Linked DNA regions of Homo sapiens: region 2 is linked to region 1. The links are chromatin loops, found by intact Hi-C in ENCODE. Cell type or tissue: transverse colon. All regions are shown on one strand. Each heading gives the region's core, and the rest is flanking DNA. Links, peaks and the distances in the headings are about the cores only. Region 1 has its middle 12 kb from the start of CIMIP6. Region 2 has its middle 56 kb from the start of CIMIP6.

Evidence for each region. Peaks named below come from ENCODE experiments on the same cell type or tissue, not always from the same donor. Only the 100,000 strongest peaks of a DNase experiment are listed, where the experiment ranks them.
Region 2: a loop joins it to region 1, with 16 times the contacts of the local background. A loop is called at or near these places in 1 of 110 quality-filtered maps.

What each region holds. Positions count from the first base shown.
Region 1 is chr2:54,316,650-54,321,052 of GRCh38, forward strand. No RefSeq gene overlaps it. Among named protein-coding and RNA genes, the nearest start is that of CIMIP6, 12 kb to the right of the region's middle. In transverse colon, for the core only: no CTCF peak of the experiment used is centred there; no DNase peak of the experiment used is centred there; H3K27me3 peaks cover 400 bases.
Region 2 is chr2:54,385,102-54,389,504 of GRCh38, forward strand. No RefSeq gene overlaps it. Among named protein-coding and RNA genes, the nearest start is that of CIMIP6, 56 kb to the left of the region's middle. In transverse colon, for the core only: no CTCF peak of the experiment used is centred there; no DNase peak of the experiment used is centred there; H3K27ac peaks cover 1,036 bases.

The DNA.
Region 1 (4,403 bases), core at 166-4,165:
AACTATCAACCAGAACTGTCTTTTTAAAATGAGAGAGAAAAAAAGAATGAAGACATTTTTGGCAAACCAAAATCTGGTATTATAAGCCTGTGTATTTTGAGAAAAAGCAGAAAACAAAAGTGTGTATATGTGAGTCTTCATGGAAACTATATATAGTTTTACTCTCTGCAGCTTTTTGCATATAGTTTTGTGTGTACATGTAGTGTTACATATATGCATAAAAATGTATATTACATAGGATATAGAATACATAGAAAGAATTCCATATATGTACATAGAATTATGTTTCATATGGATATAGTCTAGGTATAAGTATACCTCTAAATAGCTCTACCAATAGAGCTTTCTGTAATAATAAAAAATGTTTTATATTTGGGCTAATACCATTGCCACTAGCCACAGGTGGCTATTAAGCCCTTGAAATGTGACCGAAATTTTTTGTTGTATTTAATTTTAATTAATTTAAACATAAACAGTTGCATGTGGCTAGTGACTACAATATAAGAAAGCACAGCTATAGACTGATGGTGGGAAATGGAAGCAAATCCATTGAAATTGGATGGTGATTGTCTCCAACTGGTAGAATTTTGCTTTATATCTATCTGTATTTATGCATTCCTTTTATAATATGAAAAAGCTTATTTAAAATTATGCATTATATTTCTAATTCCTAATTTGAAATAAGTCGTGATTTTACCAGAAAATTTTAGAATTAAACTTTAATAGTGTAGAAACTGAATTAGCACTTAATCCTTATAGTGTTTATCTCTGGATATTTTTATGCCAACAAAGAGTCTTGCAACGGAAACTTCATTTTTTTTAAGTTCTTTTTTCTTTTTTTGGTAGAGAAGAGGCATGTTGTCCAGGCTAATCTCAAACTCCTGGCTTCAAGCCATCCTCCTGCCTCAGCCTACCAAGGCATGAGACACCACACCCAGCCAGAAACCTCATTTTCATTTAAGTAAATCAGCTTTGAGTTTTCACATTAGAATAAAATCAGTAGTTTCTTTACAACAATATTTCTTTTGCACTGTGATGGATCTAGATAGGATTATTTGTAAAAAATGCAAGAAAAGATATTCTATCTCAGAGACATCATGGATTTATACTCTGAAAATATAAAAATAAGTTAAAATGTTGAAACTTTCACTCATTCATCTAATTGTATATCATAATTTTAAAAAAGACATCTTTGGGTTTGTGGTTGCATACAATTTAACAAATATTTTAATAAAGTAGAAAATAAAATTAATGGTTGAGATGAAGAAAGGATTTAATATTAGATTATTAAGAAATTGGGAGGACACACTATAAATTCTTCCAGTTTGCCTCTGACCTCCTTACCATCCCTCTCCCATACCAATTTGCTTGAATTTAGCAAGAGTAAGAATTATCTTAATGGGTCCCATTAGTGCCTACAATATGCAGTCTGCATAATACATTTGAGACATCAGCATTCTGGTATTTAGGCTGTAGCTTAACTCGGATTTTAAAAAGAATGCCAATGTTCCATTCATTGTTTCACCCATTGTTTGAAAACAGAGTGGGGAAAAAAAATGAGCTATTTTCAAATGTCAGCAAACCCTGGTAACTGTAAATGTTCAGAGCTGTCAATCCATGGCACATCACAGAGGTTTAATTCAGCAGTACGTGTATAAGCAAGTATCACTGCCAGCCATGAGTTCAGACTACTAATACAAGTTTAATTTCTACTCTGCACATCCTTTAGTACTACAAGTATCACTACATTTAAAAAATTCACCATATGCAAGGACAAAACTTGGGTATGTTAAAGCTCTCTTCATTTGATTACATTTCAAAGTATCACTCTGAGATATTACAAAACAGATCATTTTCATGATAATCATGTTTTTCCAAACCATAACATGCATTGTTTTTTAAGTGGAAGACTTAAATGCTAGCTGTCCTTAAGTAGCCCACAATTTGACTGAGACACAAGATAGTCACAAACACACATCTAGAGTAAAATTCTAAGGTAATAAACAAATGATGCCATGGTACTATAATCTGTGTGGTGTTAACCCTAAAATTAAGGGTCAATATTGTGTGTTGCCTTGACATCTGGCTTGATTGGGAGGGCCTCAAATGGTTTTCCTGAAGTTCCCTTGCCCCCAACTCTGTTCCCATGAAAAAGGTTCCCTACCCAAACAACCCTCCCTGCTTATCACTAAATTCAGTTCCTTACCAGCCGACAGAATTATTTAAATAAGCCAATCACGTCCTTCGGCGAAAAGTGCGGGTCATCCCATTTTCTTGATACCACACAGCCTGCTTCCCACAGCCTCTGGTTCCTCATTCTCTTTTCTAGTGCAATCCCCACGTGGCCCTGCATGGCATGGCGTCCTCTTGTCCTTGGCTGTTAGTATGCGTGACTAATAAACTGCTGCCAATCACATCTGTTCAGTGTCAGATGTCATGAGTTTAACCATTCCCCTAATGCTAGGGCAGGAATCTCTCCATCATCAGCAGGGTGAATAGGGGGTGATTAAAACAGGATGTACCTCATAATACTGTAAGAAGTGTAGTTTTAGAAAAAGACCCTTATGATGGCTGTCTGAAAAGGTTTTGTGAAAGAGGTTGGTCTGGATGGAGATTAGTATTAGGATCTTACTTCTGGGATTCTCTGCTGAAGGAGCATATAGACAAGAAATGATGACAAAATAGTCAACAAAACACTGATTTCATTAGCTAGACAAAGACCCATTGCAATAATAAAAACTTTAGTAAAAACTAGATTACAGAAATTGATTTAGGATAGGAGGCCAAAGTGAACTCTCTTATTTCTTATACTCTCTGCCTTGAAGTCTATACCCTCCCTCCAAACAGTTGCATGATTATGGATGACTGGTCCATCAGCTCCAAGGTGCAGGTAGGACAGAGAGAGTTGAGATGAGGAAGCCAGCTAAGGCAGGCCCTGCCTGCTTCATGCAAACCCTGGACACAGGAAGTGAGAAAGGGCAAGGTTGTATACCATCCCTGAGCACAGACTTTAATACAACGAACGTGGTCCCAATCAAAATCTTCTTCTAACAATCTGATTAGCAAGTTCGTTCTCCAGCGGAATGAAAGTGGGTAAAGAGAAGGATGCCAGAAATGAAGTGACAGTTTCCTTCTAATCCATGAACTAAGGCAAAAATAACTCCATTCCCCACAAATAGGACAGAATATATTCCAGCAAAGTTAATTAGATCAACAAACAGAGTAAAATAGAAATGAGGAATGTCTGTGGAAAACCAAAGTACAGTTTGGAGCAAGGAATCCAAATTGTGGAGGTGTGAAACCAATGGAACCAGTGTTAAGATATTCATATTTTTTTGAGTGTGTGAAATCCAAAGCCAGAAAAGAGCTAAACAACCACCCAAGAAAAGAACATGAAGTCTCATCAAAAAGATGAAATCTTTTTTGCCTATCACCAACATCTCAGGATACCCTAGGTAAGTCCAGTCTCTGACACTCGTAACTTCCAGTGAACAATTCCAGAAGCAGGGGGATACCAGTGGGCTGGAGAGGAAGAGAGGGGTCTGTATAAAACTTAACGAGATGCTTTTGCCATTCATTCAGGAAATATCTACTGAGAATCCGCCAGGTACCAGGTACTATGCGTGGGGCTAGGCAAAACAGAGAGGAGTAAAGACAATCTCAACTTCTAAAATACTTATAATCTGATGAAAATACTGATGGATAAGAAGTCAATGAGCACTTGCTATGTGCCAGACAGTATACTATGGACCACCTTATTTTTACTCTCACGAAAACTCTGTGAGGAAGGCAGGTGCTATAATTATTATTTTATAGATAAGGAAATATCAGAAAGATACAACTTGCTCAAGGTCATGCAGCAAAGAAGCGGCTCCAACTCCAGAGCCCAGCTTGTAACTATTATGCTATATAGTCCTTCAAATAGTGAATGAGAAGCAAAGAGAATATTCACAATAGGAAGGAAAATTCAGGTCTATCTATATTCAGTTCAGAAAAAAAGACAAAGAATCTAAGTGTAAAAATGTTCATAGAGAAGGTAAAAATAAAAAGTTTAAAGAGTAGTAGCCAGAAGAAGTAACATAAGCCTCACGTTACTATATAAGAATATAAAGTGATAGAAGATAATAAGCTTGGAATATAACCCCACGAAATACGCCCAAGATAAATTTAAATAACTTAAGTTTCTACTACTTAAGTAACTTCAAGCATTCATTAGGAAAATAACATACTTAGAATCATTATATTTTACACTAGTGAGTTTTTCTGCTCTCATCCAAATTAATCAAACCACAATCAAGTTAAAGTACAAGTCTCAAATTAGTTATGTGGTCCTATCTTCTACATTATTTGGGCTCATGTTTAGAGAGACAGATACGAGTTTGGAATAGCTGATCTCATGAGTG
Region 2 (4,403 bases), core at 269-4,268, 69 kb after region 1:
GGAGTAGATAAGTAATAAATAGTCTCATACTCTTTTAAGGAGAGCAATGCCCCAGGCTTCCTTTCTGATTTGCTCAGAATTGGCATTAGTCTTAAGTCATCACCCTGTCTCCACTTCAGGTTCACATTTATGTCTGTTCCAATTCTCCACAAAGAAAGCTTAAACTTTCCTTACTGAAAACTTTTTTTTTTCCTGAAATGAAAAATATTGTACTTCAACATTTAACTTTGGGGACTGAAGCAGAAGGAAAGAGACATTTGTTTCCCATGCTCACTTTTGTTTGTTTGTTTGTTTTTGACAGGGTCTTGCTCTGTTGCCTAGGCTGGAATGCAGTGATGCAAACATAGCTCACTGCAGCCTTGACCTCCTGGGCTCAAGCAATCCTCCTGCCTCAGCCTCCTGTGTAGCTGGAACCACAGGCGTGGGCCACTATGACTGGCTAATATTTTGGTTTTTTTGGTAGACATAGGGTTTCACCATATTGCTCAGACTGGTCTTTAACTCCTGAGCTCAACTGCCTTGGCCTCCCTGAGTGCTGGGATTACAGGTGTTAGCCACCATGCCTGGCTAATTTTACTTTTTTAATGTTAGAGGAGTTCATCAAGGTGACGATTATGACCACTTGGATCTTTGGGTTTTTTTTTCTATTATTGTTTCAAATAAGTTAAATATTTTTAAAAACTTTTGTAACTATAAATCTCCACCCCCAAACAACAGTTATTTTTCCCATAAACAAAACCCTTACTTCTCAGGGGAAAGTCCATTCCGTATGTGTTCCTTGGAGTAGAATATTATAGAACACCTTCACAAAACAAGAAAAGACCCCAGATTATTAGAGTTTTTTAAATTTTAGTATTGCTTAAAGTGGCATAACCATGTAATATTATTTTAAATAGATCACTGATTTCCAACTGAGGGTGATTGCCCCCCAGAGGACATTTGGCAATGTCTAGAAACATTTTTGGTTCTCATCACTGGTCGGGGATGGGGGAGGGTTGTGCCTAGTGGATAGAGGCTGGGGAGCCTGCTGCTAAGTATCCTACAGTGCATAGGACAGTCCCCACAACAAAGAATTAACTGGCCCAAAATGTCAGTGGTGCCCAGTTTGAGAAACCCTGACATAGATATAATGACTCTGTTATAGAATATACAGAAGAAGTTCACACTGAAGTTATGCTCAATAAGATGTTGGCAGGGGAAATCATTTTTTCACTGGTTGGATGACATACCAAGTGTGAGGTTGAAAATGGCCAGATTTGGGGGCACAAGTTTGTGCCCTTTCTTCTTGGACGTGCAAGGTACTTGATAAACACTGAAACAGAACTGAATCGATCCTTGATCCTATTTTCCTTTATCTAATATTTGTTGAATCTCTGCTATGCTATCAGATACATAAGGTTTTTGGGTTTTGTTGTTTTGTTTTCATAGCTCACTGCACCCTTGAACTCCTGGGCTCAAGCAATCCTCCCGCCTTTACCTCCTGAGTAAGTGGGACTACAGGCCCACTTTTAGAGACAGGGTCTTGCTATGTTACCCAGGCTGGTCTTGAACTCCTGAACCCAAGCAATCCTCCTGCCTCAGCCTCCCAAAGTGCTGGGATTACAAGTGTGAGCCATCACAATGACTAAACACAGCTTTTAAGACAGATGGTGCCTCAACCATAAGCACACCTGTTCTTTATCGGAAAGAAAAGGGCCCAGGCCATGTCTAAATACTGCAATCAGTATTTTGGTCAGGCTATGTCTCTGGAGAGCTAAAATGAAATGAGAACGAAACTGAAATGTTAAGGTACTTTTATACTAAATGTACATAAAATTAATTTCCAGTATGGGCGATTTTGTTGTGCTGTAATTATAAATAAATGTCTACCCCTTTAGGAAAGCCAAAGCCTAAAAGGGCACCAATTCAGGGGACTTACTGAAGCTAAACAAGCCAAGCAAGTTAGATTTTAGGCCTGGGACATGGGTGGGAGGGCTTCTGGTACTTTCACTTTATAATATAATGTCTAACTTGTCCCCACCCTAACCAGTTGTCTCAGGACAGGAGGTGCTCTGGGACTTCCCTTCACATATAAAATAGCCGGAAGGATGTGAGTGTGTGGTCCCAGGGGCTGGACTTGGCTCATCACTTGGAAAGGAGTCACTGGGAAAGTTCCCAAACTATCCCTCCCTGAGCAGTCATGAATCCACACTTAATTCGCCCCATCAAAGTAGGCCTCATGAAAATATTTTCCCTGAAACTTAAAAAACCTCAGCAGCATGAATTATCTCAGAAGTTATAATAGTTGTAGCATTATTGATCCATGAACAATCGAATTCTTTGAATTCGTGCCTAAGAATACAAAAGAAGCCCCTGCACTTTTTTCACAAGTCTCTGTGGAATTTCCCATTCCAACGAAATCAAGTTAGACTTTTTTATTTAGCAACAGTACCATTTCCAACCACCAATGCAACCGCTTAATAGAGTTTTGTTTATGGTTTAGCAAGATGTTTTTTTCTAATAACAACAAAAAAAAAATGCAGCTACAAAGCACTAAGCTCAGAAAAATACATTTGCAAAAACATATTGCAAATTTAATTCTCTCCTATTTTTTAGTTGCCTTTAAGGAAAGTCTTAATTGGAAGAGCAGCATTGTCACCAACTACTGTGCCAAAACCAAAGCTGGTTCAGGGCTGGCTGAACTCACTGAGCTGAGGTCAGGGCAGATGCAGCCTGTCCTCCATGCTGGGCAGGAGTCTGTGTAGGATTCTGTGTCGGTCCATCCTGGTTGTGAGTGCTCCTAGTTCACCCTGCCACCCACTTCTAACAGTCTTAGCTTAGAGCCCACCTCCAGTCCTACAGGTGCCCAAAGCCCTAGTCAGGGTCCAGACCCTACAGTCTTTCTCAAGGTTTGAGGTGCGCGGGTCTGACCCAGAAATACCCCAGACCCTTTGGAGCTGTGGGAGTAGTTGCAGGGTCCAGGACCCATCAAACAGTCCCCGATCGATCCACTAGCTACTCACATCCAAGGGCTTTGACTAGAACCAGAAAAATTACAGGAATGCAGCAAACCATCTGCCTGGATGCATTCAGCCCTGGGTCAGTCACAATAGGTGTTCAGAACCCCTGGTTCTATGCAATCAATCAAAGACAGACATCTTCCACTAAGAACTGAAATCTCGGCAGGCTCACTGGCTTTAAATCACGCCTGTGTCACTCTGGAGCTATGGAATGAGTTAAACCTCAGCATGCTCCTTGACTTTAACTCATTCCAGTTTCTCAAATGAGAACAAAGAAAACATCAGAAGATATCCATCAACAGTGGAATACTCTCCACACTTGGCTAAGCATTGTATCTTCACACTTAACTCAGAATTTCCCTTCGCTTTCAGGTTTAATGCAAATCCTTTGTTTGGTTAAATGATGGCACACATATTTGGTTTTTTATTTATAATGTACTGGGTCTACGGTGGGGGAGGCAGTGTCTGAAGTTCTTTATAAATACTAATGTATTTATTTGTGTATTTATGTGTATATTTATAAAATATACATATAGTATGTACACTTATGACAAAATGTACACATCAAGGGGTTGCATACATTCAAACACATTAGATTCTTTGTGACTGAATTTATTTTGTAATATTTTTCATTGCTGAATATGTGCCTATTTTAAGAAAGTAAAGAAAACAAAGTTTTATAAAGAAAAAGTGAATAATCCTGTTGTTCCCTTCCAACATCCTCCTGAGGTAACAGCAATGTTTTCTAGTGTTTACCAATGTGTGGGATAAGCCTTCTGAAAGGAGTTATTTTTTAAAAGTTTTAAAAAAGAGGCGGGGCACGGTGGCTCACGTCTGTAATCCTAGCACTTTGGGAGGCCAAGGCGGGCGGATCACAAGGTCAGGAGATCGAGACCATCCTGGCTAACACGGTGAAACCCCCTCTGTACTAAAAATACAAAAAATTAGCCAGGCATGGTGGTGGGCGCCTGTAGTCCCAGCTACTCGGGAGGCTGAGGCACGAGAATGGCGTGAACTTGGGAGGCAGAGCTTGCAGTGAGCCAAGATTACGCCACTGCACTCCAGCCTGGGAGACAGATCGAGACTCTGTCTCAAAAAAAAAAAAAAAAAAAAAAAAAGTTTTAAAAAGAAAAGTGTCAAAGCAAACTGAATACAACACGATAAAAAAAAAAAACATTATTTCAAGTAAAAAGAGAAAGAAATAAAGTAGGAGACAAAAGATTCATTTCCTCAACATAGAAAAGGGGTAAATAGCATGGCTGCAGTTGAATTTTTACATTAATGCAGTTGAGGAAGGAATGAAGAACAAACTGCAAGTCAGTGTAGACCTGGGAGGATGGCAGAGAGAACGATTTGAAATTGTAGGACTTTCAGAATTGATTGGTGACTTTTCATGGTTATCTA